6 separate regions of the Homo sapiens genome follow, and all the other regions are linked to region 4. A link is a loop called in an ENCODE intact Hi-C map of the cell type or tissue named here. Cell type or tissue: mammary epithelial cell. All regions are shown on one strand.

Evidence for each region. A loop is a pair of places that touch in the nucleus more often than their neighbours do. Peaks named below come from ENCODE experiments on the same cell type or tissue, not always from the same donor. Only the 100,000 strongest peaks of a DNase experiment are listed, where the experiment ranks them.
Region 1: a loop joins it to region 4, with 4 times the contacts of the local background. A loop is called at or near these places in 19 of 110 quality-filtered maps.
Region 2: it touches region 4 in a loop (12-fold over the local background); 54 of 110 quality-filtered maps call a loop at or near these places.
Region 3: a loop joins it to region 4, with 14 times the contacts of the local background. A loop is called at or near these places in 62 of 110 quality-filtered maps.
Region 5: a loop joins it to region 4, with 14 times the contacts of the local background. A loop is called at or near these places in 24 of 110 quality-filtered maps.
Region 6: it touches region 4 in a loop (6-fold over the local background); 60 of 110 quality-filtered maps call a loop at or near these places.

Annotation. Positions count from the first base shown.
Region 1 is chr1:172,319,824-172,324,823 of GRCh38, forward strand. DNM3 (dynamin 3) reads left to right here. Exons shown (of 21, transcript NM_015569.5): 17 at 3,506-3,517. Among named protein-coding and RNA genes, the nearest start is that of C1orf105, 98 kb to the right of the region's middle. In mammary epithelial cell, a CTCF peak has its summit at 2,724; DNase peaks (open chromatin) are centred at 2,718 and 3,068; H3K4me3 peaks cover 329 bases; H3K27ac peaks cover 1,940 bases.
Region 2 is chr1:171,999,890-172,004,889 of GRCh38, forward strand. All of the region lies in intron 4 of DNM3 (dynamin 3), which reads left to right. Among named protein-coding and RNA genes, the nearest start is that of MIR3120, 140 kb to the right of the region's middle. In mammary epithelial cell, a CTCF peak has its summit at 3,051 (motif pointing right); a DNase peak (open chromatin) is centred at 52.
Region 3 is chr1:172,087,815-172,092,814 of GRCh38, forward strand. All of the region lies in intron 12 of DNM3 (dynamin 3), which reads left to right. Among named protein-coding and RNA genes, the nearest start is that of MIR3120, 48 kb to the right of the region's middle. In mammary epithelial cell, a CTCF peak has its summit at 2,593; a DNase peak (open chromatin) is centred at 2,577.
Region 4 is chr1:172,396,718-172,401,717 of GRCh38, forward strand. All of the region lies in intron 20 of DNM3 (dynamin 3), which reads left to right. It overlaps LOC102724528 (a long non-coding RNA gene), which reads right to left. Exons shown (of 3, transcript XR_001738294.3): 2 at 3,102-3,199. Among named protein-coding and RNA genes, the nearest start is that of C1orf105, 21 kb to the right of the region's middle. In mammary epithelial cell, a CTCF peak has its summit at 2,973 (motif pointing left); DNase peaks (open chromatin) are centred at 754 and 2,844; H3K27ac peaks cover 622 bases.
Region 5 is chr1:172,039,838-172,044,837 of GRCh38, forward strand. DNM3 (dynamin 3) reads left to right here. Exons shown (of 21, transcript NM_015569.5): 8 at 2,172-2,307; 9 at 4,548-4,615. Among named protein-coding and RNA genes, the nearest start is that of MIR3120, 96 kb to the right of the region's middle. In mammary epithelial cell, a CTCF peak has its summit at 2,057 (motif pointing right); a DNase peak (open chromatin) is centred at 874; H3K27ac peaks cover 622 bases.
Region 6 is chr1:172,144,156-172,149,155 of GRCh38, forward strand. The region is part of intron 14 of DNM3 (dynamin 3); the gene reads left to right. It overlaps DNM3OS (DNM3 opposite strand/antisense RNA), which reads right to left and starts at 680. Exons shown (of 4, transcript NR_103486.1): 1 at 499-680; 2 at 210-282. It overlaps MIR199A2 (microRNA 199a-2), which reads right to left and starts at 489; the gene lies at 380-489. In mammary epithelial cell, no CTCF peak of the experiment used is centred here; a DNase peak (open chromatin) is centred at 2,556; H3K27ac peaks cover 1,168 bases.

The DNA.
Region 1 (5,000 bases), 77 kb before region 4:
TGATTCCTCAGGGATCTAGAACTAGAAATACCATTTGACCCAGCCATCCCATTACTGGGTATATACCCAAAGGAGTATAAATCATGCTGCTATAAAGACACATGCACACATATGTTTATTGCAGCACTACTCACAATAGCAAAGACTTGGAACCAAGCCAAATGTCCAACAATGATAGACTGGATTAAGAAAATGTGGCACATATACACCATGGAATACTACGCAGCCATAAAAAATGATGAGTTCATGTCCTTTGTAGGGACATGGATGAAATTGGAAATCACCATTCTCAGTAAACTATCGCAAGGACAAAAACCGAAACACCACATGTTCTCACTCATAGATGGGAATTGAACAATGAGAACACATGGACACAGGAAGGGGAACATCACACTCTGGGGACTGTTGTGGGGTGGGGGGATGGGGGAGGGATAGCATTAGGAGATATAGCTAATGCTAAATGACGAGTTAATGGGTGCAGCACACCAGCATGGCACATGTATACATATGTAACTAACCTGAACATTGTGCACAGGTACCCTAAATCTTAAAGTATAATAATAATAAAAAAAAGAAAAAAAAAAAAGAAAATGTGGCACATATACACCATGGAATACTTTGCAGCCATAAAAAAGGATGAGTTCATGTCGTTTGCAGGGACATGGATGAAGCTGGAAACCTTCATTCTCAGCAAACTAACACAACAACAGAAAACCAAACACTGTATGTTCTTACTCATAAGAGGGAGTTGAACAATAATATTTTTATTATTTAAAATCATTGTGTCCATGAAGCTGTAATTCCCAATTAAGTATTACTTCCCTTCTCTTAGGAAACTATCAGTGGGATTTGGGTGTGTGAAGGAGAATTTCCCATCTATTGGCTAAGCAAGCCGAGTTATTTAAAGGGAGATCTGATGCACTCTGGGGGGATAGGCCAGCCTCCATCGGTTAGTCAGGAGTGAGCAGAAAGGCTGTCGGGAGCTGAGAATTCACAAGCCTGCTCTCAGATGCGCGCCTACTGGTAGGAAGTCTGAAACAATGTCCTGGAAAGAAATTTGGTGCAAATCCAGTTTTGCATATTTACTAAGTCTGACACCTCAGAGTTTTTAAAGAGGTTTTATTAGCTGTATATATAAGTGGTCTTCCCCTATCGTGTATTTTTCTTAAGAGATTAAAAATGATGGCAGGAAGTGAATCACCCTGGAACTTCACTATTCCTTCTGAATTCAGGACTGTCCCAGTCATAACTGATGTTTTTAGGTCGGCTTTGCAGATTGAAACCACTTTACAATGAAGTCCTTTTGAAACTTCAGAAATTCCTCTTGGACAAACTCTGAAAGTGAATTTTTCTCTGTGTCAAATAACAGGAGAAAAAGTCTCTGCGTTATTGTAGGAGAAGAAGAGGAATAGCCACAGACCTGCATACATATTTATTAAAGTGCTGATGACCCCTCATATGCATTTTTTCAGCAGTCTAATAATACAAGACTTAAAATGCTTGGTACTTAGCCCCCAACACATAACTTTGTTCTTAGCATTTTCAGCAAAACTTAGAAGAGCTACATGGCCAATTCTGAAGAGTCTTAGTTTTTCTTCAATGAAGTGCTTTCAGGGATCTAAACATAAATTGCTGCCACACAGAGTAGTGAAGGGAATTATAAAGCATTTACATTTCACCATTCATGACTGTTACGCCTCTCTCAGAATAGACAGTTGGGAAATGATTGAATGAAACAAGAAATGGCCAAGCCACACCACGTCCTCCGCTTGTGTGTTTCTTGTATTTAAGGATTAAGGCCTCCTACCCTGTGACATCATTGTTGCCACTACAAACAGAACCATCTGCCATCGAGTGGGGAAGCCAGTCATTCCCTAATGTGCAAAAATACTTGGTTGAACTCCTGAAACTTATTTGGTAGATCAAAAGCTGCACTGCTGTGGAATGCAATAAACTCCATCTGTTTGAAGTATTTTCAGCAATATTGCACTACTTGGGAGAACCAGGGTCCCATTATTCTCTAAAATAAGACTTTTATTCCCGGTAAAATTCCCAGTGGGGATCTTTATTGCCTTATTGAACAGTTGGCATCATTTTTAAAAAGGACTCTTTTTTTCCCTTCATTCGTTCTTATGCCATTATTTATGTCTCAGATAAGCCAGGGTGTTAACGGTTATATCACGGCAACTCACAATGCCAAGAAACTTCTCTTCACTATTTTATCAGTGTCTTTAAATTTATGTTTTCTTTATTAAATATGATGGTCCCTGGATTAGGCATTTCCCTAGAGTCACGAATTGGCATTGTTTTCCAGAAAACACACTCTCCTGGGATCATTACCTTTCCGCTCTCCAGAAAATATCTGTATATATTATTTCCCCCTTCACATCCTCAACTTAAAACTAAATGCCAAATCTACAGCCAGACCTGTGACTCCGCCCTGTTCTAGGTCTCCACAGATGCACACACTTTACTCACAGCTCTCTTCCACCCTGTGTCTCAGCGAGAAATTCCTTCTGGGCCCCTTGTGAGAAGAGTTCAGATCTGTTCCCGGCCCATATCCCATCACGTCTCCCCCACAGGATCTGACCTTGTGAGGACTTGGGCTGCCCCGGGAGTAATGAATCACCGTCTTATTTTTTTAGGCCATATGTGAGTTAAATTGTTTGATATAAATCATACTCTTGCAGCTCAGGGTTGAAACAGGAGAGCCATTTGCCCTGCCGCCTGCTGCTGGCGGTTCTGTGTCTTTACCCAGAGTGTCGCTTTTAGAAATGACTACATTTTTGTGACTAACCTTTCCAGACCCATTTCTTGAGTGTGGACTCATGTTTGTTTTGGCAGCATCCCCACTATACAGTCCTTGCTTCCCATGCCAACCTAAGGCAAAACTCATAATTTACAAAATAAAGGAATGGTCCAGATGGAGGTCGTAACTTGGTCTGCTTACCCTGTCTCCCTAGAACCACCCACTCCTTTCCTCTGCTCTCTTTTCCTTCTTTTTTTTTTTTTCCACCTTCTTTGAAACCAAGGATGCAGTGTTTGTTTAAAAATGCACTGGCTGATGAAATTTTCCACTGCTTGGCATGTTGGAGGAGGAGCTGTCAGGAAAGGGCAAGCCGGCACACAAAATGCTCTGCCTTTCACGCTAACAGTTCACTTATTACTGATTCAAACCAATTCTTTCTGGCCACGTTCCCATACCCCAGGTATTCCAAATAGAAAGAAAGGGGGCAACTGTTCTAAGTTTCTGCTGTTATAAATGTATGATTTCATGTAACCTATGTGGATTCTTTGACTTGTCCATGAGCTCTGGATGCTGTATGTGTATGTATGAGATGTCAGTGAATAGTTAAATCATTTGTTTTGATTTCACTCTAGCAAGAAAAACCTCATTTTATTTTTTTTAATATCCAGAGAAAGTAGAAGAAAAAACCCTCATAATTTTAAAATAAATTTCTGTTTAACATATTTCTCTTTCTTTTCCTTGCGGCTACATGCATAGGGGAACAACAAAGTAAGTTATTTGTCCTCTTGCAGCTCTTCTGTCCCCCCAGCCCCTGCTCCGCTCCTGCATGTCTTGACAAGAGTGTTCCTGTGCATGCTGGAATGACTGTCATCTGTTACAGTGCACGAATTATATGGGGTGTGCAAATTTGGGGGAAAATGTGCATTTGCACTACCATAATGGCTGTTCCGTTTTGACTTTTGGGAAGGGAAACATTCTATCCTTCAGGGTCTAATGGCTAGTTCAGAGAGGTTGACATTATAAGGAAAGAGCTCCCACACTAAAAGAAAAGATTTTGAAGATTTAATAATGAGGACCCTTCTGCAGAAGGGGTACAGCAATAGGATGGAATTCAGTGCAGCTGAAGTTTTTGACTAAAAATCAAACCTCTTATGTTAATGTGCAGTTACAAAAACCCCAAACTGGAGTCTTAAATAGCAGTATGGCTGGCTTTGTTGACGAAACTGAACTAGATCAGTGTTCTGGCTTTGAAGGTGCCTTAAAATGGATGGAGGAGGGTGGGGTCAACATTTCACTTGGCTTCTGTGCCCTTGATGTCTTCCAGCTGGATGGAAGCAGAAGGGTGTGGGGAATGCAGGGGGTGGCCAAAATGTGTATGATAGCTTTGTGAAACCAGGCAACACACAGGAATGGTGGAAATTATTTTAATGTTGTTGTTATAATAGATCAATGAGCAATTTAATAGTTCATGGGGTTGCTAGTTTGTTTAAATTTTAATTCAACTTTTCCAAAAGATTAGAACTATTTCTCACTTATATTAGAAATGTAATAGTAATGTAGTTTGAGAAGATGGTCTTACGTTTAGTTGGGCGATTTGTTTTCTTATTTTTTCTATGGAGATACATTAGTGCTTCACCCTACCAGGTGGCCCACTTAAAACGGGCCTCATTGAATACAATAAGAATTGAAAAGAATCTGTTATATAAGAGTTGGCCGGCATATTCAAACCAGCTGGAATTCGTCAAAATTTCTGTTCATAAGCCATACATATAGAATGTAAAACAAATGTGGGAAATCTTTTGCAGTTTAATCTGATGGAATGTGCTATTATGGAATAAGTTGACATACATGGTTGGTATTGAAAATGTGTCACTTTATAAATTTATATCTTGATATAACTGCTTATAACCCAAGTAATAATATATAATAAAGTATTACCAGAAAAGCACAAGACAGGCATTTGTGAAGGAGTAAAGAGGTGAACTCAGTCGACTTATAGTATGATTTTTAAAAACAGCAGGTAACTTTTGAAATTGATTAAAGATTTCTTCCACAAAGTAATGGCTAATATTTATAACTAATTCCACCACTCTTTGAAAAGACATTTGGAAAAAATATAAAAACCAATATTTTTAGTTCTTATACCATAAAATATACTTCAATTATTGAATAGTACGTATGTCGAATCCTGGTCACTTGCATTGCACTGAGTCTCTGTATGAAATTTCTTGTACTGCATTTCTTATTTGCA
Region 2 (5,000 bases), 400 kb before region 4:
GGAAGAACCCTCCTGTAGAGGCTTTGGAGGGAGTCAGCATGACACTACCGACAGCTGGATTTTGGATGTCTGGCTTGCAGAACTGTGAGACAACAAATTCCTGTTGTTTTAAGTCACTTGTTTGTGGTAATTTGTTATGACAGCCCTAGGGAATTAATTCAGGTGGTGTCTACAGCTTTGAGACTAGTTGAATTGAGATTACTTAGGAGATGAGTGTAGGTAGAAAAGAGAAGAGGGCCAGAGACAGAGCCCCGGGGCACTCCAGTATTTTAGCAGTGGTGAATAGGAGGGAAAATAGCAGAGGTGATGAAGAAGCGGTAGAGAATCAAGTGACTGTGGCATTCCAGAGGACAAGAGAAAAATGGCTTCAAGAAGGGCAATGTAATTGGCCATGCCAAATGTGGCTGAGAGATAGAGGAGGGTGATGTGGCAGGTCAACCAGGCCTACTGCTTAGGAATGTGAGGAAGCCCAGTAACAGCTAGATTGCTCCCAACCTAAAGACGTCAAAGACAGAGCACCCATATTTCTTTGTCCCTCTGGCTTGTCAGTTTTCCCCAGTTCTCACAGGCTGTATTGGACTTCAAACTTAAAATGCTGCTCTCTGAGGAGCCAGGAAGATGCTGAGAAGCTGCATCCATTCAGTCACTTGTATTCTTAGCTCCTGATTCCTTTCCATCCACTGCTGGAAGATTCAGTAGTAAACAGAAAGAAAACAACCTTGAACTCGGTCCAAATCATCCTCACCTCCAATCTTTGTATCAAAACTAGACTTTTATGTTTCACCCAATGGAGATAAGGGTGGAGAACTGACCATTGGATCTGGCACTTGAAGGTCACTGGTGACCTTGATAAGAAGGGTTTGGTAGGAAAGTCTCCTTAGAGAGGGTTCAAGGAAAACTTGGCTGTGAGGAAGTGAAGACAGGAATTATAGACAGCTCTTCAAGGCCCACTGTAGAGGGAAACAGAAAAATGAAACACTAACAATAGTAGTGTAAGATGAAAAGAATGTTTCTGAAAGATGGGAGATATTATAACTTGTTTGTGTTTTGATGGAAATGATGTAGAAGAGAAATTAAATTGGTGATGGAGGATAGAGATGAGATAAATGCAGGAGAATGGGATAAAGGCAGGAAAAATGAGTGAGAAATGTCCTTGATTTAGGAGAATGAGGATGGGATACAGGGCACCTGTGAGAGTCCTGGCCATAGATTGAAGAGAATTGGATTATTTTTCCATTTTAATCATAGGAAAGGAAGAGGACATGGAGACAGATGAAGTTAGTTGATAAATTGATTAGTGGGGAGATAGCTTTTGATCGTATTGAGTTTATTTATGATGGCTGAATATCTGCCTATCCTGGTAAGTTCTAATGATTGTATAATAAAGACATTATGTTTACACTGCTGCTCAAGGTGCCTAGCAGTGTCACTGACATCTGCTTGTTTTATAGATATTGCTATACCCTGGCTGAACCGTTCACCCTTGAGAGACATTCACATTTCCTGTATGGAAAGCAGAGGAGTTAGTGGTGGTGTTGATTGATTACTTGATCATGAGTTCATTACCCATGAAGACTATAACTGTGCCTTTTATCTTCTGAGCACAGCAGTATTTTAGCATTACCCATCCAGTTTGTCATCTACAATAGAGGGCTGTTCAAAGGCCTCGCTAGGGAGGCAAATGTGTCTGGAAATCCCTTTCACGGTGATTTATTTCACAGCAAATGAATTTCATTTCTAAATCTAGCATGACCAGAGGTCTTCCTAGAGTATAAAACCATCCCAAGAGGAATGTGAGACCTCTGGCTGGGAAAGAGGGCACCATCTTCTCTTGAGATGAAATTCGTGAATTGGGCCAGAATTAACTACTCAGCTGGTGGCAGACTTTTAAATTCATCTTATGGGGGTGTGTCCCTACATACCTCCTTCAGCGTTTGCTTTTTGATATCTCCCTCTTAAATCTGGAAAATGTTAAAAATCCATGGGTGATGTAAACTGATATTCATTGACCTTTGGCAACATTTAGCAGATATCCAATCTGCTGTCTGGTCATAGAGATGGTGGAGGTGCTGCTTAGTTGAGCAGAAGCTTCAAACATCCAGGCATTGTCAACACTCAGAATATAAAGAATATGTTTATAAACTGCAAAAATAAAAACAATTCATGGAGGAAACCTATTTTCCAGGTACTATATCTGTCTCTGCACCTGTTCTTCACCCCAATTAGATTTCCATTTTACCTTAAAATTCTTTGCTTATTTGACCAATTTAACAAATGTAATAGATGCTAATTAATTGCATTGAGCGCCCAAATGCTACTTGATATTTATTGAATCAGTTAATATGTATGAAAAAATCAGATTAAAAAATGACTTCATATGTAGCTTATAGAAGCCATGTTTTGACTTCTTCAGGAATATGTTTTTGAGCTTTTTATAATATGGTTGAGACCCATAAACTCAATTATAAAATAGAAACAAAGACTAAACCTGAAGGGTTTGGAGTCTTTGAAAAATTTGTTTTACAAGTTCTATCCAATTCATTGTTCTTTTAAATTGAGAATTTACTATGCATTGGGCTTGAACAAGACAAACGCTAAGTCATGTTATAATTCAGCTTGTTTGCAAAGAGTAGATCATTTATCTGCATGTTGAGAAATGGGCTTGCCCAAGTATAGAGGAACACTTTCATTTTAAGCTTTAAAAAAGTAAATTGAGTCTTATTTAGATTTGAAAATATGACAACAAACACATTAGCTTTATAGGCTTAAAAAAGCTTTTTATGAAAGTATATATTCTTTGATATGCTGATTTAATTGGGAAAATGATATGATTATAAAATTTACTGTGAAAAAAAGGAAGAATATTTTTAGGACTTGAATGTGAATGTGTGAGTGTAAAATTTGGATTTTTAAAAAGTAAGAACAAAAGAAAAATGTGAAGGCACAATGATAAAGTGAATGTGCTGTTAAAATAGAGCTTGTTATTATCATCAATGTAAAAGGCCTCAACGTGGATTTCTAATGCGTTCATTCCTTTTTTGCCACTGGGGGTCACTGTAAAGACGCTGCTTGAAGAAGTTAAAAATTTCCCTGATGCTCTTTGTGGAGTTTGAATGTAGAAATTTAATGTAGAAAAGAAACACTGTTCATGAAAAAGACTTAAAAAAGTAAGAAGATAATAAATATATTCTCTCTTTTTCTGAATTTAATTGCCAATTAGTAACATGAATCTTCATTTTTTTCAGAAATTCTCTTTATATTAATATATGGATGTTGCATTGCTATTCAAGGTAAAAGTGTTTAATAATGATGACTTTAGTGTTACAGAATAATTGTGCTCTTATGTCTTTCTTATTTCAAAGACATTAAAACACAATTAATAGTTTCCTATGCAATTACATCTTACTCCTGGATTCTGATGTGACCATGAGTTTCTAACATTTCCATTAATGTAATAGCTCTTTTAAAAGTTGTTATAAAAACATATTCTACAAGCCATCCCCAGAATATATAATTAAACTAGATTCATACAGTTATTTTGTTGGCAGTGTAAATAAAATATGACAATGAAAAAAAGCGAAATTCTTCTAAAGTTCTGTAAGAACTCCATTTTTCATTGCTGAGTTTTAGGATCTTCCCCTCCCTCCTCTCCTGCCCCCTCCCCTTCCTCTTTTTCCTCTATTTCTTCCCCCTCCCCTTCTTGCTCTCCAACATTTCTTGAGTGGCTGCCAGGTACCTTGAATACAAGAAAAACTATTTTTTTCCATTGAGATAAGAGTGAAGTAAGGAAGTGTACATGAGGCCTATATGTAGATATCTGGAGAGGTATTTGAATAATTTATTGCCTATTGACATAGATTTTTTCACTGTAAGTGGGGAGCAAGGCTATCAGCTGAGGAAGAACTGGGGTGGGGGTGAGGTAAGGATGATAAGAGAGAAGGGGGTTGTGTAAGACATTTGGGGAGAAATGTATTTTGACCAGCTGCTGTGGAGAAATATGGAAGGAGAAAGTGGGCAGCACTGGGGGACTCTATTGAGGCCATAGTGCATCTGCACCAAGCTTAGTGGTTGTGTAATTCCCAAAACCACTCAGCAGCTGGGAGGTTGAAGAGGCAAATACTTGGGTTGCTTTTAGATCAGGATTTTGCAGGGAGGGTTGAATGGAAGATAAAAGTGGGCAAAAGAGTTGAGGATATTGGCAAAATAATAATTGGAAAGACAGACTGTGAAATACTTGGAAGAAAGTGAAATAAAAAAGAATCTGTATGTTTTGAGGAAGATGAAATGGTTTCAGGGATGGGCTTCTGGACAAGATTGAAGAATAGCAATGTGTTCCTATAAAGAGAAGAAAGAAAAATGGGAGAATAGGAGTTTGTGGTTAAAGAGATGTATATTAGAGTTTATGATTTACAGCTGGAACAAGTCCAGGTTATAAATGTCCAGGATGTGGTCATGGGAGGAAATTGCTAAAATGGCCTGCAGTTGAAAAATTATTGAATAGAAGCAGGCAAGGAACTCAATAGCCAGCGGACTGGATACATCGTCCTCATGCACATTGCTGCTGCTTGGATAATGGCGGAACTAAGGGGAGTGAGGACTAACATGATGATGCTAAAACCTTCAAAAAATGTGTGTGTGTGTTTGTGTTGAAAATGGGTGTTGTAGACATTTGGTAGAAGACAGCAACAAGGGGGAATAGAAGCTGCTTTACCCAGACGATGTCAGGTTCCAAAGCAATGTTTTAATGTGAAGGTGGAAGATTTGGGTTTGGAGAAGCACCAAGGAGTAAGAAAAATTCTTTAATCTCTACTCTTTTCCTCTAACCCTGGGCTCTGTGGAGCATGGGAGAATATACAGTCTCTACCTGAAAGGCATAAAAAAGAGAACTCAGTTTAAATAAAGGCAAGGAAGTGAGAGCTATTGTTTAGACAAGAGTGTGAGTGTGTTGGAGTAATTTGGTGACAATAAAGATGGTTCCAGATGGCACAGTGAAAAGGATT
Region 3 (5,000 bases), 310 kb before region 4:
TAAACTTATTAATGTAATTTCCAAGGCTCTCTATAATCTGTATCTTGTTTACCTCTTCAGCCTATTCTATTGTTACTATTCCTTTCTACTCTACTCCCTAAGTCCATGCTGCAGCCAGTCTGACCACTTTGGGATCCCTAACTGTACCATACTTTTGCTTTAACACATGCCTATGATATGCTTCTTCAAATTATTTAGGTTTCCTAGTACAGATGATCATTGATAGTCTGGTTGTAAATAACCCTGGCATCAAAACAGAATTCCATACGTATTTCTTAAGATACTACCATAAACCCTCTGCTAGGTAATGTCAGTGATGAGAGAGGTAGAAATACCAAGATTGATGCTCTTGACTATCAAGGAGCAGGCATTGTTGGAAACCCAACTTACAATCTTGTTTATAAAATACAGGCACAGACCAAGGCTTTGGGAGTGCATGAAAAGGAGAGATAACTGGAGGTTTCTAAAAAGGCATAATTCAGGCATGATGCTTGATTGGAGTTTTAAGACTGGACAGGACTCCAATAGTCAGAGACAGGGGGTCTGGGCTGACTGCTTCCTGTCTTCTCTGCTTGAGTCAATACTATGCATTTCAGGGAACTAATTTGTACTAAAACATTGCCTTGATCATGTCACTTGCTGGCACAGAAACATGGAATGTTTTCTGCTGCCTTCAGAGTAACAGCCAAATTCTCCATAACTGGCCCCAACGTACAGTTATTATACTAGATGGCTTTTAAGATCACTTACAAACCCCAGTCTATGATTGGATAATTCTACCATAATAGTTTTACTCTCCACAACTTCCCCATATGCCTCATCTTTCTACTTCCTGGCTTTGCTAATACCAGTCTATTCTCTTGGAACGTAGTCATTTGTTTTCCTTTATTAAAGTTTATCTTCTTTTCAAGTTTGCTACAAACAGTTCAGATCATATCATCTGAAATTATATTTCTTGTCCCTGAACATTCAGAGAAATTACAATGGTATAGGATTTATTTGATAAATGGTCACACATCATAGACAAGGATAGGACACTGTGCAAAAAAGTTTTGAGCCAAGAGATAACATTAGGGGTTCTCTGATTGTCTTCTAATGTACTCTTATTTTTATAGAAGTTTAAACTTCTTGTTATATACTTTTAGAATCATTATGTCTCAGCATACACCAATTTGGTTCTACGTTTTAGTGTTCTGGCAAAGCCTTCCACAGTGACTTGTGTGTAGTAGGAATTTATATGACAAACGACAAATGTGCGTGCACACACGCACACACATATGAGAAGATATGGGTAATTATATCCCACATTTAAAACAGAAGCACTTTGTTTTTGCTTTCTATTACATCCTCACATGTTTATTAATATGGATTTTATTTTTTATTTGTTATTTTTGTTTTGTGTATGCATATCATTACTTGTACCAGACAAATTGTAGGCTTTTGATAACAAGAACTATACCTTATTCATATTTTTATATGCTACGGAGTTCGTGCCCTATAGTTTTTGATTTATGTTAAACTAAAACACCATACATAGGTATGTTTTATAATATTTCAGAGTTAATTGGTTAAGTAACTATATCCAAGAACATGTCCAAGGGCTCAAGTTAACTTGCAAGTCCTTACAGGTTTTTTAAGGAACATATTTTTAAATAAATGTTTTGAAATACTCTCAGTTCAATTATTATGCAGAAGAATTATGAGAAAGAATGTATTCTAAGCAGGCAGCTTTTTTTGTTGTTGTTGCTTTTGAAGTAACTTCAAGTAGCTAAATACATCATTAGCAACAGAATGTTTAAGTTTATGGGGCCAATTGCTGCAAAAAGATTCTTTAGGTGGAAAATAGAGGCAACTTAGTGTTTTTTCTAACTCTAATATTTGAGATTGGCTTATAAAGTAAATCTACTTTTCCTTTGGCATATTCTTACAAGTGGTAGATCCTAAATATGCATTATTTCACAGATGGAAACTGTCAATGGACATTGTCTTTATCTAGTGTAGCTTATAAGCTTCTGAGAGTAATTTTGCATCTCAAGGAATATTGGACCTAAAAGGAACCTAAGAAACAACTTGTTTAGTCCTCTAGCCCTCCTCTCTGTCTCTGTTTCTGTCTGTCTCCTTTATGACACACATATACACATTTTATAGCTGAGCGACTGAAGTCCATTTTGATCAAACTTTTCACCTAAGGTAGCAAAGGAGTCATTAACGATCTTTGCGGCTTTTGCTTTACATTCAACTTCTTTTCCCTTAAGTGATTTGAAGGGGACTGATACATAATTTTAGGGTCTACAATAATTTGTTCAAAGGAAGCACCTGTGGGTCTATCACAGGTTTTCACCACTAGTCAGTGTTTCAGTGAAAACATTACTCCTAAAACACAATTATGGTGCTTGGAAGAGATAAACATAACCTATGAAGGTGTCATGATCTCATTATAATAGTAGTTTTCTCATGCATTCCTGGAAGAGCAGGAAGCCTGGAGGGTGCTGGAAAAGTGACATTTAATGTGGAAAAAGAAAGTAAGGAGGAGATCCGAAGCCCTTAGGAGAGTGCTACTCAAGACGCTGTGTGCGCCAGGGCATGAGGGCAGCCAGAGGGCGGTGTGGGCACATTGGATCCTGGTTACCTCTTTCACAGCCTCACCTACAAGACCTGAATAATGTAGATTTAGATTGTTCAGAGAAATGGTTAAAGAGGAAATAATTTCATCGTAATTAAGAGGATTAACCATTTAACAGAAAGCTGGAAAAATAAAAAACAAGGAAGGAAGAAGTTGAAATTAGCAAATTTTAAATTGGAAAAAAATATATACACAAAATATTTTTAGCAACCAAATACAGTATGGCCTTTCACCACCCACCCCCTGCCCACCTTCAGTTGAATGCAGTGTTTTTTCATGAGTTTGAGTGAAGGAAAGCAGCTTAAATGTATCAGAGGAGTTTATTAAAAACTTATTTTGATCAGCTGTTCTAAGTGTGGTGTTGATTTCTAACTTGTTACTGCAGCACAACATCCCATCACTTTAAACAGTTGACTGAGAGCTTTAGTCTCCCTTTTCTCTATTTTAGACCATTTCATTGATCTCCAAAACAGCTTCCATAAACTATTAAACAATCTGTAAGAATACTGAGTATTGCTGATCTTCCCAGAATAACCAAAATGAGTTGTGTTTCTTATATTGATACGTGTTTATTCATGGATCCACCAAAAGAAAGCCTTTGTCCTTTTGAGGGATAGAGTAACCTAGTGATGAAACGTGTGGGCTCTGTTGTTAAGTTGTTGGAGTCCTTTCTGGCTTTTAACCCTCTGTGCTTATGTCTAAAATGAGGGTTATAATGGCATCAACTTCATTGGGCTTTTCATCGAACAGATATTTCATGAAACCAACCATGTGCCATGTCCTTTGCAGGCCCTGGGGATATAGCAGTGAACAAAACAGACGCAAACCCCTGCTCATTAGGAGCTTACAGTCTAATGGAAAAGGGCAGACAAACACAAAAAATAAATACACCGTGTAGTGTATCGGAAGGTGAGAAATGCCAGACAGAAAAATCAAACAGGGTAAAGGGGATGATAGTCTTGGAGGAAGGGAGGGATGCGGTTATAAATAGGGTGGTCAGAGTAGTCCTAACTGAAAAGAAGGATTTGAATGAAGACTTGAAAGAGATGTTGGGAACCATGCAGATGAAAGCGGGAAGTACATCCTAGGGAGCTAGCTTGCCTGAAGGCTCTAAATGGGAGTGTATTGGGTGGGTTTGAAAAAGAGCAGATGCCAGTGTGGCTGGAACTCTTCAGGGAACAAGGTGAAGGGTAGGAGGAGATGAGTCAAAGAGGCAGTAGTGGGGGTTGCTTGAGTAGGGCCTTGTAGACCCTTGTATGGACTTTGGTTTTTACCATTAAATGGAATGGTGTTGATGCAGTACACGGTTTCGAGCAGAAGAGTTAACATAGTCCTTCTGAAAGTATCACTCTGGTGTCTGTTAAGAATAGACTTCAGGGAGACAAGTGTGGAAGCAGAGACCAGAGAATAAATGATTACAGTAATCCAGATGAGGGATGGCAGTGTCTTGGACCAAGGTGGGACCAATGGAAGTGATGAAAAGATGGTTAAATGTTAAATTTATTATAAGAAAGTAGTCGACAGCATTTTCTGATGGTCGGATATGGGTTGTGAGAGAAAGAGGAGACAAAGATTTTGGCCAAGGAACTTGAATGTATGGTATAGAATTGCCATTAGTTAAGAGGAGGAAGGAAGACTGTGGGTGGAACAGATTTTAGGGGGGATTTCAGGAGTTTAGTTTTGAAATATTAAGAATGATATGCCCATTAAATACCCAAGTGATGAGGTTAAGTTGTTAAAAACATCAATAAGTCCAGAGTTGGGACTCATACATATTTGGATCTACATGGCAGATCCAAACCAGAGATGCATTAAAGGAGTTGTCAGAATATATTGGAATTCAAAGCAGTGAGACTGGACAATATCACAAAGAGTTTGTGATGCGGAGCCATGCTACTTGGTACTACCACTTATTAGCTGAGTGATTTTGGGAAAGTCACTTAGCTTCTCTCCTCATCTATGAAACAAGAAGAATAATCGTAACTGCTTCATGGGGTTGCTGTGAGAATAAAAATGATTAATATCGATAAAGCACTTAGAACATGGCATATACTCAATAATCATTAACTTAATTTCCATTACAACTCTCCTCTGTACCTGTGAGACACTGCAAATATGTCAACTCGTATGTTATTAATGTTACAATGCAGCTTTTCTTTAAGTGGTGTTATTATATTTTTGGTTTATATGCTACTAGGAGTTATGTGCTATTAGGAGTCCCATTGAGTTGGTTTTGCTTCCAGAATTAAACTGACCTGGAATTTTGGTATTAGGTCTGTCTCCATTGATTTTTTTTTTAAAGCCTGTATAAATTTTAGTATTTGTTACTTGTTTAGGAAAAAATTATATGTGTCTCTTCAGTGCTGCTTTCCTTTGC
Region 4 (5,000 bases):
TATTTAGTTTCAGATTTTCATGAGGTAACATTATCTAAATTTACTGTTCGTCTGTATATTTAAATATATAACATTCATTTGCAGTATTTCATTTATCTCAAAAGATTAGTATATATCTCATCTAGAATGAGACCTCTTATGAGAATAGGAGATGAGAAAGACTTTTAAAGGCATTTCGCAGTCCAGAGAGTCTGCAATGAAATTATTCCACTCAGGAATGGGTATTTATGTAAGATACATTCTGTACCATGTGTATTTTTTTAAGTTTATATTAGCATTATTCTCAAAGCCAATTTTAAGAGTGAATGAAATTGTTCCCTTAAGTAAATCTACCCTTAAGTAGTATCATGCTCAAGGGCCTACACCAGAAAGTCTGCCCCACTGCTCTCGCTATAATACCATTCACTGAGGAAAAGCTGTAAGAACTGAGGAAAATGTCTACTTACTTCTTAAAACAACGAGAATTGCTTTTTGCTTCTCAGTAGTGTTGGAAACTATTTTAATAACTAAAATAATAAAACTTCATGTGAGGCAAATTCCACCTTAATTATTGCCCTTTGGGGTGGAAAAATTAAGGAAACATTAGTAAATGTGTTAAACAGAAAAACCACTGCAGTAATTTCCCGCCAAATACCTGGGTCTAAAGTCAAAATAAAATCTGTGCTCTGCGTATGATTTGTATGAAAGCAGACTTATAGTTTTAGCTCTAACAATAGTACCACTTAGGACTAAGATGAATGGACCAGAAAAACCCCTGTGACTCATCAGTAGACTGTGATTAGCTTACTTAAGTGTTCTACAGTTCAGTTCGGGAATCTTTAATGAAGGATATTGATATAATTGCTTGATTCATTTTAATATTTCAAACACTCTAAATTACTCCATCACTATCTTAATAATTAATGCATGAAAACTCATACTTACATTGAAAATTCATTTTAAAGCACAATATCTTTGAATAAACCCATTGAAATAGTGTTTCTGGTGTTTGCTTAAAACTTTGGTGTATAACTGATTACATCTTATAGATTTCATTTTTTTTTTCCTGGTATTTTCCTCTTCTAACTTAGGACCTTTTTGCCATATGTGGCTATTTGATGTATATTGTTCAGTCACGATCTTCTAGGTGACTGAAAAACGCATGGAGTTACTCATGCCAATAATTATTGCTACTGAATTGTTCCAAAGTCTCCCTTCCTGCAGAAAAATAAGTTTCAGTAAAATATTCTAGAGGATTACAAGTTATCTTTGCAGTTCATAAATACTTTCATAGGCTCCATTGATATTCACAGTTTTCAGTTAGAATGTTATTTTTATTGCAAAGTTTGCATTTATATTTCTTTTCTGTGGATTGCTTACCACTTATTAAAATTAAAATGCATTTTAAGGTGAAACATTATGTACCTAGAATACTGAAGGTAGCACTGACCATTGTCTTTAGCTCAGAAAGCAATGTTGAATTGGAAAAGCAAGATTTGAGAATATTCCTCTTTACTGCATTGTCATTGCACTCTAGTCCTTCTGATTTCCCTTGTTTCTCAGATGATCCCTACGCCCAATTATACAGAACAGTCTTCCTCTAGTTACTTATATCAAACACTTGCCTGCTAGCTGTGTTTGGCAGGCCAGCAGGATGAGGTAATAATCAGAAGAAAATGTTCTGGTTTATTGGCCTCATCCACGTACAACATTATTCAAAATAGTTCTCTGTGGGTGAGAACAGAGTTGCTTTGAGATCCCCTGGTCTAATGTTCTGTAGTAGTGAGGAGGAACAAAACTGTAAACTTTTTTGATCTCTTCTAGAATAATGGTAAGGTAAATGATATCTGCTTGGCCCATCCTTTCAGTAATGTTTACAGGCAGTTAGATGTATGTGAAAATGAGAGCCTTTCATTTATAAACATTTTGGCTTTACTCTTTCCAAGTCCAGCCATCTTCTTACGTACAGCCTCCATGGTCAGTACAGCAGTGTTTTCCTAAAAGCATATTTTGTGAACAATTTCTCCAGGATGATGGTAGTTTTTGTAAGACAGATGCCTAAAAGACATATGGTTTTCATAGATTTTCCGTCTAGACTAGCTTTATTTAGTGACTTTTGGTCTGAATTGGTCTAGTTAAAGTTTCTGTAGGAGCTTGTATAAAAATTTAAAATGTGGGTGTACCATTAAGGTGTAAAACAAAAGTTTGACTTCTTGTTGGCAAGAGATTAAAACGGATTGGTTGAAAATTTCCTTCATGTTAAGTAATTCTGATCATCTTATATGCCTACTCATCCATTCCACCCCTACAACACTGTCCAAAATGGAAAGGCTTACCCTAAAAATCCCATAACTGTTAAATTCATATACTCCTCACTGTTCCTGAGTAAATTCTTTGTGTTCCAGTTTATGTGTGTATGTTAGAAAGCCCTAATTCTTTCTGCAGACTCTTTACATGGCCCAGGGGACATATTATTCTTTACCCTTTTAGCACCAATTTTTACAAACACAGCATTTCTCTCATTTAAAAAAAGCGTCTGACAAGCCGCTGAGTAGAAGCGACTGAACCTTTAGGAGTTTCATAGTGCCTTCAACCAACAATGAAAATTCTGTTTTTCAAGGCGTTTCAAATTCTTGAGCCAGTGTCAAAGACTCATTTAGAAACAATATGACATGTTCAGAGGAAAAGAATTACATCTAGTCTTGCCCAGAAATCATCCTTTTGCTCCCTCTTTTGTAAGAGCTAATACTGCAGACCAGTCCCATCTTAACTGCATCAGAAAGAGGAGGCTCGTGGAAGGGAGGAAATGTGGGCCGTTCTGTCTCCACGAGTGTCATTGCTTGGCTTCCTTGGCTTCTCACGAAGCATTTAATTGGACTTAGTCACATATTTGTTCACTGACATGGCAGCCTGCAAAGCACAATGCCTCTCTGTTTTTCTCTGTTTGCTTTAAAAAATTTTGTTTTTAAAATTTGAGCTCTAAAGCATGTTAGAGCTCCTCCTGCTGGATTTAAAAAAAAATAACTGGGACGATTAATAAATGGTAATTCTTTTTCTTCATATTTACCACCTGGGCTAATAGAAGTGACAGAAGCCTATCATGTGGTGCACTTAAAACTGACCTTTTAATTCATCAGGTATGAAGGTCAGGCAGAAAGAAAATGTTGGTGCTACACAACTCATCTCTCAGTCTTCAAATTCCTCATGCTCTTTTTTTTTGCTGTTGTTAAAAAAAAAAAAAGGAAAAGGAAAGGTTATTTTTCTGTGAGTATTTCTAGTTACATAGTTACCCCAAGTCACATCCCCATGCTTGAAAGGTTCTTGCTCCCTCTCAGAAAGGGACAAAAAGTCTTTTCTATCTTCCCAAAGCAGAAATGAATTGTGCAGTCATACAGAGATTCGAAGTGTTGCCTTTTTCCTCCCTATCCTTTCTTCTTTTTCCTTCTTCCTCCTGATTTCCTCCTCCTTCTCAGAAGCGGACACTTGCCTCGCCCAGTAGCTAGTTCTCAGCACCTCCTTTCTGCCTCCTCCTTCCCCTAAATGGTGGCAGTTGGCCTCTCCCTCTCCTGGTGCCTGAAGTGGGAGTGACGAGAAGGGTCAGAAAAAGGTTTACCCCATTCACCATCAGTGGGAGTAGGTTTCTACAGCACATAAGTTTCTGGAGGTCTCTTTAGGAATAAGAGAGAAAGGAGGGGGGATAGAAGGGAGATAGGAAGAAAGGAGGGAAGGAGGGAAGGGGCAGGAAAGGAGGGAAGGAGGGAAGGGGCAGGACAGGAGAAAAGGAGGAAAGGAAGGAGCAAAGGAAAAAAAATCACTTGTAAATCTCTGTAAAACCACTTCCTTTCTCTGCATGCTTTCTCACACTGTATCCCTCTTGCCTTCTGCTTCTCTGCGTTTCTTTTAGCTCTTTCCTCCCCCAAGTTTATAATCTCAATGATATAGTACAAAGGCCAAAATACTTAAAAGTTAATCTCGGAAAGTAATGCTTTTTAGAAATCATATTTTAATACAACTAAAAATCCTTCATGTTACCTGTTTCATGACTTTATTAGGACTTGGGACAAAACAAGTCATTTGGTATTTGTGATAAAGAATAAGACAACCCTTGATTTCTCAAACTTCAGTACTTTCTGGCTTTCTTTCCTTTGCACATACCTTTCCTATTCCTGGAATGCTAGTCCCCTTAACTTTCCGTACTTTCTGGAAGTCCTTCCAACCTCCTAGCCTCCTTCCAACTCTAAGCTAGGACTCCAGATGTTTCTGAAACTCCTGAAGCAAAAATTTTAGCATAATCCTACTGTGGTCATAGTTAACTTGTCTCTCTCCATCTCAACAAGAAACTTCTTCAGGGCAGTGACTCTTTATTTCTGTATCTCTACCTCTTAACACAGTACCTAGTACATAAGTAGGGCTTACTGAGGGGATGAAGGAATATAAAATGAATTGACTTGCAAGCCTCAATCAAAATTTATTTTGAAACTAGCCCGATACTTATTTTAAAAACCAACTTAAACACACTTTCTTGTTCTATTCTATTGAAAAGCTTGCCTGAGTGAATGTTGTAAAATTCTTTTTACAGATCATAAACTGAGGAGAGTTAATGTGGGTAAATCATCCTTTAAGCTGCTTTTTTGCCACAACCACAGAAGTGGGTATATTAGGCACCATGCCTATGGGTGAAATCCAAGTCAGATATGTAGGACAATGTAAAGAAAGTGTGACAAAGCAGATTATATTACCATTTATGTCACAGGCTAATTTATACAGGATATTACCTGTTTGTATCATCAAAAAATTGTGAACTATTTTTCTCCCTATGTTCTGATTTCAAATTCCATGAATTGATTCATATTTTCCCAATGACATACATTATAAAATCATGGGTTCATTTTCACAGGGGAAAGAAATGCTGGCTCTAATACACTGCAAGAATCATATTAGAGAATTCCTTAAATCCTTTAAGTGGGCTCCAAGTTCTGTGTTCTTTCCAGCATCTACTGTAAACTATTCTTGGATAGTAT
Region 5 (5,000 bases), 360 kb before region 4:
AAATGAATGATAATAAGATTCTTGCCCTCAAGAAGTCCCAGTAGAGTAGGGAAAAACAGACATAAAAATTAACACAATTTAACACAATTAATTGTGTTAAAGCTAATAAATGCTATGTTTCTGTAAGTGTAAAATATTAAGGGAGCCCGGATGAGGAAGCAGTTACATGTGAGGAAGGATGTGAATTTGCAGAGAAAACAGAGGGCCTGTGGTAGGAGAGGACCTTGTCATGTGGAAGGAGGAGGGCAAGAGAATCATGAGAACTTTGGTAACATTTGTTCTCGGATTAGTAAATGGGCCAGGTGGCTGAGGTATAGGGTTTAAGGGAAGGAGCAGCTAGAAGTACACTTTCTGAAAAATTTTTCATGTTTCAGTGTGTATGTCATACCTCTCCAGGTGTTTTTAAAAAATAAAATTAGCATATACATGAACATAACTAAATCCAATTACAGTCTAGCTTCTTTGGCCTAAATAATTTGCAGCTACTTTTCATTCATCCATGATTTTGATGGAAGGGAATGAAAAGATACAAGTTTTAGATAGTTTGAATTTTTTCCCTTTTAGATTTTGAATTTGAAAGTAGTTCCAGTATGTTTAAATTGGAGTTTCTAAACCTGGTAATCACAAATGAAAATAGTTGGTTTTTTTTTTTCGTGTTTCTTTCTTTCTTTCTTTCAAGCAGCCAGTGTAAGGTAATTCATTCTTTCCTGGGACAAATATTTATTAAATCTCCCAATTATGTTGAGCAGGGAAAGGTAAAGAAAACACACATTCCTTGCCCTTAGGAGAGTGACTAATAGACATGGCAATGTTAATGTACTGTGCCAAATGCTCTGCAGGAAACACGCTGAAGATGCAGAGGAGGGGCGATGAGGAGTGGTGCCGGATAGAGTCATGGATCATGAAAAGTTTCTGGGAAGAACCAATGCTTGAGCTGAGTCTTAAAGAACACGTAAAAATTAGTCAGGCAAAGCAGCAAGGGACAGAGAGAATGGTGTTCTGAGCAGAAAGAAAAGTGTAAAAGCACAGGGACATGGTGCATTTGGGGAACTGCAATGGCTTCCTTATGGTTGGCTGGAAGGTGAGTTGGATGAGTGGTAAGAGATGGGGCTGAAGAGGCAGCCAAAGCCAGACCATAAAATGCTGGGAGATGGGCTAAAGAGTTTTGATTGTATTATCGAATTGTGGGGATCCATTGAAAAACAAGGCTAGAGCTAGTTTAGAGGGGTCACAAATCTATGTTATTCTGATAGGGTGAGGTCTGACTTTGACAAAGATAAACTCAAAAGCAGGATCATCATCTAGAGGAGCCTTCAGTGATGCTGGGAGGCATTGCTGAGAGCTGAACCAAGGCAGTGTCAGTAGGTGTGAGGAGGAAGAGCTCAACCAGCTGAGCTGTAATGGAGAAGAAATTACCTACAACTGGTGGCTCCCTGCAACTGTTGGGTGAGGGAAAGGGAGGTATGCTGGATGCCCCAGATTCCCTGCCTGGGGTGGGTGGTATCATCCACCATGAGGAGAGACTTGGGAATGCAGGAGGATCAGCAGGTTTGGGAGTGAAAGAAATTGAGAGGTTGTTTTAAGTGTGTTGAGTTCAAGGCAGCTAAGAGGAAATAAACATCCAGTACAGTTGAGCATATGGGCCACTCACTCTTCTGAGAGTTATAGGCTAAAGCGGAAGGTGTGGAGAAACTATTTCTCAATAGCCCTTGAAGCTATGGCAACCTTGAGATCACCTAGGGATGAATGTGAGGAGAGACTGAGGCTGTGACATTGGGGGAGTAATAGAGCTGGAGCATTTGGGACACTAGGTGGTTGTGATGTCATAGGAGTTCAGGTCCATTTGATTATTCTACATAAAGTTTAATTGATTAACTCTCTATTTCAAGTGTTCTTTAAATACCATTTTATGACTGCAATCAAATGAACAGAAGGCATTGAAAGACAACTATATTTAAATATTTATTCTAATTAAATGTCTAAAATCTTAATGATGTGTATTTTGTATAATCACACTGTGAGTACTACATAGAGTGCAATGTTAACTCTGCCAGTAGGTGCCACTAAGAGCACCTGGAAAAGGATTCTAAGGAATAATCATAGGAAAAGAAAATGAAGAGTGCAAAGGCTTGTAACTTTGACTTGAATCTATTTCTCTTTAACAATTACAGGATGGTTCAGCAATTTGCTGTGGACTTTGAGAAGAGAATTGAAGGGTCAGGGGATCAAGTAGATACCCTGGAACTCTCAGGTGGTGCTAAAATCAATCGTATTTTTCATGAACGCTTTCCTTTTGAGATAGTAAAGGTTTGTGTCAAACGTTATTTTTTTCTTAGTTTCACTTCACTTCCATATTCTGTTTTATACAACTTAATACAATATTGTGTGAGTGGTATAGAACTAACATAGTTCTTTGAACAAAACCTCCATATTCAGGTAATGAAATTCAGGAGAGGAATATGTTCTTACTGATGATTCTGATTTTATTTAATGAGATTTAACTACATTTCAAACACAAATACTAATTGAGTTTCCTAGTTTGTTGTCTAATTAATTTAAAAATATTTCTTAAGCATGTACTATGCACCACATTTCTAGGTGCCAGTGATTAAGACAGAGAAGACCCTTGCTTGTCTAGTGGGGAAAGACAGAAAATTAACAAATAGACAAAATACGAAAGTTTCAAATGTTTTTATGTAACATGATATGAGAGAGGGGATGGGTGAGCCACTTTTAATGGAATAATCAGGCAAATTCTGTCTGAGCAGGAGACATTTAAACTGTGCCCAGAATGGCATGAAGAGGTCAACTGGGTAAAGATCTGGGGGAAAGGGGTTGTTCAAGGCAGAAGTAGCAACCTCGGGTAAGGCACTAAAGTATGACAGGTGAAGAACAGATGTGGCTGATGAAGGAGAGGGGCATGAAGTGAATTCAGAGAGGGAGGAAGTGTCCAGTTCACACAAAGCTTTCTAGGTTGAGGTAAAGTCTTTATACTTAACAATGGGAAGTTACAGGAGGGTTTTAAGCAGTAATGTGACTTGATTTGTTGATGATTTTAGAAGAATAGTATGCCTGCTGGATTGTAAAGAGCCAAGAGAGTGAGGAGAACAGTAGGCCAGACCAGGGGTGGATTCATTTTCTGTGGAGTCTGAAGCTTCTACAATTTTACAGGCCCCCTTGAAGAAGAATACAAAATTATAAACACACAGGCCCAGGGTCTTGGAAGAGGCTTGTGCAAGGGGGAAATGCTGAGAATTAAACTTCTTTAGCTTTCCAGTAAAAGTGCCCCAGCAAGAAAGGATAGAGAGATGGGTGGCTTTGGGGTTTTGGAGATAAAGTTGCTAGGGCTTCGATTGAAATGGGGGAATGGAAGAAAGGGAAGTTTTGAGATGACTTCCAAGGTTTTGGCTTTCACAGCTGAGGGAGTGGTAGTGCCCATCAGATGAGGGAAATGGAGGAAAACCTCTGTTTGTATGGAGAAGTGAATTAGGAGTTCTGTTTTGGATGTGCTAAGCGTAAAATGCCCAATAGGCAGTTGAGTAGTTTTAGGGACCATGCTACTTGTCTCAAACAGAGAGGTGAGTGCTTATGTCTTCGTGTGGGAGGCAAATGGGTAAATAGATAATTTCATTAAAAATGTGCTAAGTAAAGTGATAAACTTCAGCAAAGGGTACTATGGAAACACAGCCCACAGACATGAATCCCAGCTCAAGTGTGTAAGGGAGCCAGGCTTCTGAGCTGAGTTTGGAAGGATGAGCAGCTAGTTAAGCAGGAAGAGGTAGGCTACAGGAGGGGGTGATCCAGACAGGAGAGGAATGAGCTATGAAGCCATCAGTTATGGGTAGAGACCTAGAACAATTCGTCATTCTAGGGCATAAGCTGTGAGGGGAGGAAATGGACAGACAATGAAGCCGGAGAGGCCAAATCTCAGAGGTCAGGGTTGAACTCAATGTTCTTGGGCTATCCCTTCGAGGTCTAAGCTCTGTGACACTTTGGTCCTACTTCCAAATAGATTTATGGTACCTAGCGCTTCTGAGAAATATTTGTAATCTATCCTGTGTTGTCTTTTTAAAATATTACTAATTTTCTTTTACAAAGAGGCCTTTAACTCAAATGATTTAAGTGGCCAGGGACAAAAGACAGCCATTGTTAATTTCAGGACATCTGTACTGCTACTGCACAGCAGGTGAAACTCTCATTTATGCATTCTTCTGTGCCCTCAAATTTACCATATTCAGCAAAAGAATGAAGAATTATACATTTCAAATGAATGGCTAGATTTATGTCCAGAAGGCATCCTTATGCATAGCACTCCATATCTATAACAGAGTTAAAATCCACTGCCCCCAAGCTCCCCAAAATCCCTAGTGTTCTGTGTTGCCTTGAAATTTATATAAACAGATGTTTTGACCATCTGGGTTTAGGTTAGGAAAGACATGAGTATCCACTTATTAATAATGAAGTCAAGTTATTCTCATTCTGTAATGTTCAACAATATTATTCAAAGGAATTAAGTGTCATAACTATGGCTCATTTTGCATCTGCAGATGGAGTTCAATGAGAAAGAATTGCGAAGAGAAATAAGCTATGCAATCAAAAACATACATGGTATCAGGCAAGTGATTCACATTTTTCTTGTCATCTGTTCAAGCTACCAAAAGAAAATTAATGTTTATAAATGGCTAGGAAACTCGTCTTTTCATCATTGAATAGGGTAGAATACAGAGGTGGGAGTAAGAAACAGGAAATCCTACTTTGGGGTTTAATGGTAACTTCCTGTATTGCTGTAGTCAGTTTTTTCCAAGTGAAAAAGCAAAAACATTTTCTGCATTTCCAGCCTGTACTCTGCACAATAGGGGATTCGCAGATTAGCAAGACCCCATTCTCCAGAGCCTTCATTTTTCATGAGGGAGGCCAGACATGCTCATAATTAATCATTACTTACACCAGAGAAGGGACAGATTAATTTTGACTAGTGTTGTGGAGCAAGATTGGGAAAG
Region 6 (5,000 bases), 250 kb before region 4:
AGAAAACACTTGAATTATCAATCTTCAGAAATAAAAAAAAAAAAAACAGTAAATCGCTATATACCACACACTTTTGCTCTTTTAAAATTAAATACATCTCTACCCATCACACATGTACCTCTGTTTCCCTTGCATGTTAACACAAATCATGGGCTCCCCACCTAGGTTCCCTTGGTCACAGACCAGGTGAGCAGTCAAGAAGGCCTTACCCGCTGGTCTTCCCTTCGGCAGTCTTTTCTCAGCAGTGTCCCCGAGGGCTTCTTGGTCCCTAGTGTGCAAAACCTGTGAAGAAAAACACTGGATATGAGATTCAAAAAAGGAGCAAACAAATGTCTTCTCCTTGGAAACAGCCCATTTTGTCCCCAGCGGTCCATGGCGTTGCTCTCCCTTGCCCAGTCTAACCAATGTGCAGACTACTGTACAACGGCATTGTCCTGAACAGGTAGTCTGAACACTGGGGCGACGGAGCAGGATCTCCAGAAGCTTCCTTCTATGTACTTAAAATCCTCTCCCGGTCCTCAGGAAAAGCCTCCCTTCCTGCACCAGGGGTTGCATTCAGCTTTCCCCCCTGAATTCTGCTGCGCTGACTGAGACACACTCAAGGGCTGTGATTTCCAGTCTTGACGTGGCACATTTGCTGCAGACTGGGGAACTGGCAATGAATTTAGGACCAGGAAAAGGGGGAGGGCTGGGCTGGAGAGTCCATATATGGGATGATGTCACCCTGGGGAGGTTTGGGTATGCGCTGTGCCGCTGGAGAGACCGCTAGAATCGCCTGCTCTCAGACATGGGTCTGTGCATAAAATGGTACCAGATGTTTTAGTGTAACGTTAAGCAGTCATTTCATCTTCAGGCCAGATTTTTTTCCTCAACTGGGCAGGAAGTGGGCCCCAGTATGGAAAAGCTGTAAAAAAAAAAGAGTCAAGATGTACAGTTCGGCTGTGGCCAACTGAAAGTGAGTTAGTGTAGAAGTACAAATTTACTGTCTGACCCAGGCTAGAGAAGTAATTTGAAGATAGAGGGTAGATGAAATAGTAAACAGAAAGTTGAACACTGGAAGGCAGAGCTCATTTGGAAACCTTTTTGAGCTTTCCTGTGGCACTTTATTTTCTGGTATTTCACTCGTCAAAAAGGGCAGATAAGTTTCTGTCTGTCTGTCTGTCTGTCTGTCTCTCTCTCTCTCTCTCTCTCCCCCTCTTCCCCTCTCCCTCCCTCTCTCTCCCTCCCTCCCTCCTTCCCTCCCGCTCTCTCTCTCTTTCTCTCCTTCTCTCTCTCCCTCCTTCTCCTGTCTGTTGAATCTGTCAGCAGCTTGCAGGCTGCTCTAGACTTGAACAGTAATTATAGCAACTTCCTGAAAGTGAAGCCCCCATGAAAAGTCTGGAGAAATGTTCTTTGTCATGGCCTCTACATGAGTAATTAGTTCCACATGTGGCCTTCCTAGTTTCCCTCAGCTATTTTGGCTGGGTCTCTGAATGCTGTGCTATAGTTTGACCTAAAGAAACGTTACAGTTTTTGTTTGAAGCATCCACTACGAAACAACGACTCAGGTCTTCTAACAAATCGCCTCTGGTAGATCCATGCTGTTAGGTATAGCATTGTTTTTCACTTGTAATTCCTGATTCTGTTTTGATACTTTTGTTTTGTTTTCATGGTATTCTGTGGCTTAGTTTTATCTCTGGTTAACTAAATCTGTTGAAATTTGCCAAGTACCGCTTGACCAAAGGTTATAAGATATCAGCCCACTGGCATCTACTTTTCTTTCCCTGTTGTGGCTGTTTTCAATTATATATACTCTTGAATATTCTGAATATGTAGTTCTCTCACTTTCCCTCCATAGGATTCTGATCAAAGCTAGAGTCGCCTCAAACAAGAGCTTGATTAATTGCCCTTCTGAAGATCAAAATGTGAGAAAATTTCTAGGTAGCTTCCAAATTTAATTTGACCAACCAGACTAAGAAACTTAGCCTTCTTTAAAGAAAGTACAGCCAAAGCAATTCATTTCCACTGGCCTTCTGAAATACTTTTTAGAAGTAGAAAAATATATCTCTTTTTTATACGCTGCATTGTATATTTCAAAAAGCTTCAAGTGAGTACTGTCCTAAAGCATTTGCTTTTCATAAAATGGCCTCTTTTGAATCATTAAATAGCACACTACTGAAGAGTTCAAAAGTTATGACAAGCCCTTGTTATCTTGTGAGGAAGATTAAATAAGATAAACATGAATTATCTGGCATCTTAGGATGGAACAGAGGTTAGCACTGGGTACACCATTCATAGAAATATTTATATCATCAATAGGAGTCAGAGGAATGACTTTATATCTCTGTACTTTTGCTTCCATATTTGTGTCTTTAGGACCTATTCAATAGTGCTTGCACAAGCCCATAAGACTCACCTCCCTTTTTTCCCTGTCACTGCTTGCATATTACTGGAAATGATCTAAGTGTGACTAAATACAATCTAATACTTGTATTATATGTGGATACCAACTCCATTCTTTTCAAAGTATCTGTGTGTTTACTCACATGAAGTCCTCATAGAGGAGCCATAAACCACTGAACCAGTAGTCAGCCAGTATTCCAGGTGTAGACCTGCTTCTGCCACAGAAAGTGAAAGCCTTTTTTTCTGCCCACTTTCATTTATGTCCATAAGACATGCCTTGGAAATTTTTGTCAAGGCAAACAAAAGGTGGTTTTGATCAGACTGCACCATGATTTCACCTTAGTCTGTACATCTATATGCCCTCAAATGGTTCTACTACCTACACCAAATAGAATCTTACAATATTTCCATCAAGTGACTTAACTTTATACTAATCATTATGACTCGTGAAACATTTTAAGGAATTTTCTCCAGAGACAGCTATAGAAATTGAGTTCCCCTTAGAATATATGTCCATCTCCTTGAGTTTCCAGTTAACTGAAGTGTTTGTGGGTGCTCTTGCCTCCAAATAGTTCAACGAATATTTATTCTTGCCTACTCACCTGCTAGTCACAATACCAGCAACTGGGCATACAAAGATTAAGACCTGACTCCTGCCCTCAAAAAGCTCACACTTACATAAAAAGTTAGGAATACACATCTGTTACCAAGTGCAGTTTAAAAAGTTGGTCATTCTGCTCTGAAAAGTCCTTGGCATTGATTTGGAAATGCCTTAATAACTTTTCTTACGTCTGTAAAGTTATCACTTGAATACCCAAAATGTATTGGGCCCTAGAAAGCAAGGTTGGACATGACAAATCCTTGACTTTGAGGAACTAAAGTTATTTAATTTGCTTATTTCAAAAGTTGTTGACCAAAGTGATTATTGAATCAATAGATGGTTTTGGGTGACTACAAAATTTGCTCTATTATAAAGGGTTATTAAAAGGAAACGCTGTTTCAGTTAGTTATTGTTCCCAATCTTGGCACATTTTTATGACTTTGGAAATTCTCAAATTGAAACCAGGACTGAGGCTTCTTTCTGTGTACCTCTAAAGGGGCAGGGTTACTAGTGTTTACAATTATTTTGTGATATCCAGATATGCGTACTTCAGCTAATATTTTATAGCCTTAAGTTTTTTTTGTTACAAGATTAGTGCACAAGTTCAAACAATAGAGAGGTATGTCAAGAAAAAAATTAATCATCATTATCCATTCCAACTTCTTAATCATCATTATCCCTTCCAACTTCTTAACCCTTTCTGTCTTCCCAAACTAATGGTAACTGTTTGGCATGATTCCTTTGACTACTTTCTCAATGGTCATTTTACAGCTTCTTTACAGATTACAAAATCCATTCATGTACAACGTATTTGTTTCTTATAATAATCCTATAGTGTAGCTATTATTATCATCCCCATTTTATTGATGATAAAATTAAAGCTCAGAGAGCTTAAACATTATTTCATCAGAGTCCACAAATGGAAAAACTCAGTTTTTTTCTGTGCTCAGAAGGATATTGTCAACCTACAGAAACAACTTGTTCCCCTACCGAATTCTTATAGTGCTTATATTTCCTGTTGTTAAAATGCCAATTAATTATCTGCTGCGCTTTCACAGTTTTGTACTAAGACGTTACCTGTACTGTTATTTTATGTATTTAAACTTTTTTTTCCTAGATAAAATATAAGCTAATTGAAGGCAGGAACAATATATTTGTATTTTTTTTTTTTTTGACTGGCTGATGGTAGTCCATTTAGTAAACTGTTAAAAGAATGAGTAAAGAGCTATATGGTATGCATGTGGTTTCTGGTCAAATATTCGTCATGATAATAACTTAAGAATTACAGCTCTCTTAAAAAAATCATAAATAAAAAACATAGTGTGCTTTTAATATTTATATATGTGTCTGCAGCTACGCACCAGATTGAACTATTCTTTTTGAAATAAATGTAAACATTGAACCAACCATATTTCCTTGCTTATTTTTGGCCTTCTAATGTTCTGGAAGCATCCTGTGCAGCTACCAGTGATATAATCTTGTGTGAAAAGCAGGATCTAACCAAGTTGTAGTGTTTCCTTTCTTGTTGTTTTCTCCTTCCCAGTTTGTATCTAAGATAAAAATCTAGCTGACCTTAGTTCATTGCAAATTAGAGAAGATAGCCCCACTTAGTTTGGCTTTATGTTGTGTAGATTAGCACTTTTTTTTTTAATTGGAGGCAATGCAGTCCCCTAATCTCCTGCATTTCCTATTTTGTTAGGGCTCAAAGGAATAGATATGTTGTAGCAGAGCATTCCACTTTTCTTCCCTTTCCTGAATCACAAACAAATGGCTTCCCTCAAATCACTGCAGTGAAGTGCCTTCTTAGGCAGAGATGCAACATCAGCCTGTAAAATAAAGGAGAAATATTTCAGAGGAGTAAGAGATTTTCCTTCAACAACTGAAAAAGAAGTTAAATCAGAAAGCTATAAATCATAAACTTAATGCAACTGATTTTACAGTCTTCAGAAAGTTTGCAAAAGACAAAGATTGTGAGAGAATTGATTTTAAAACGTACATTTACGGACGCATGTTTTGT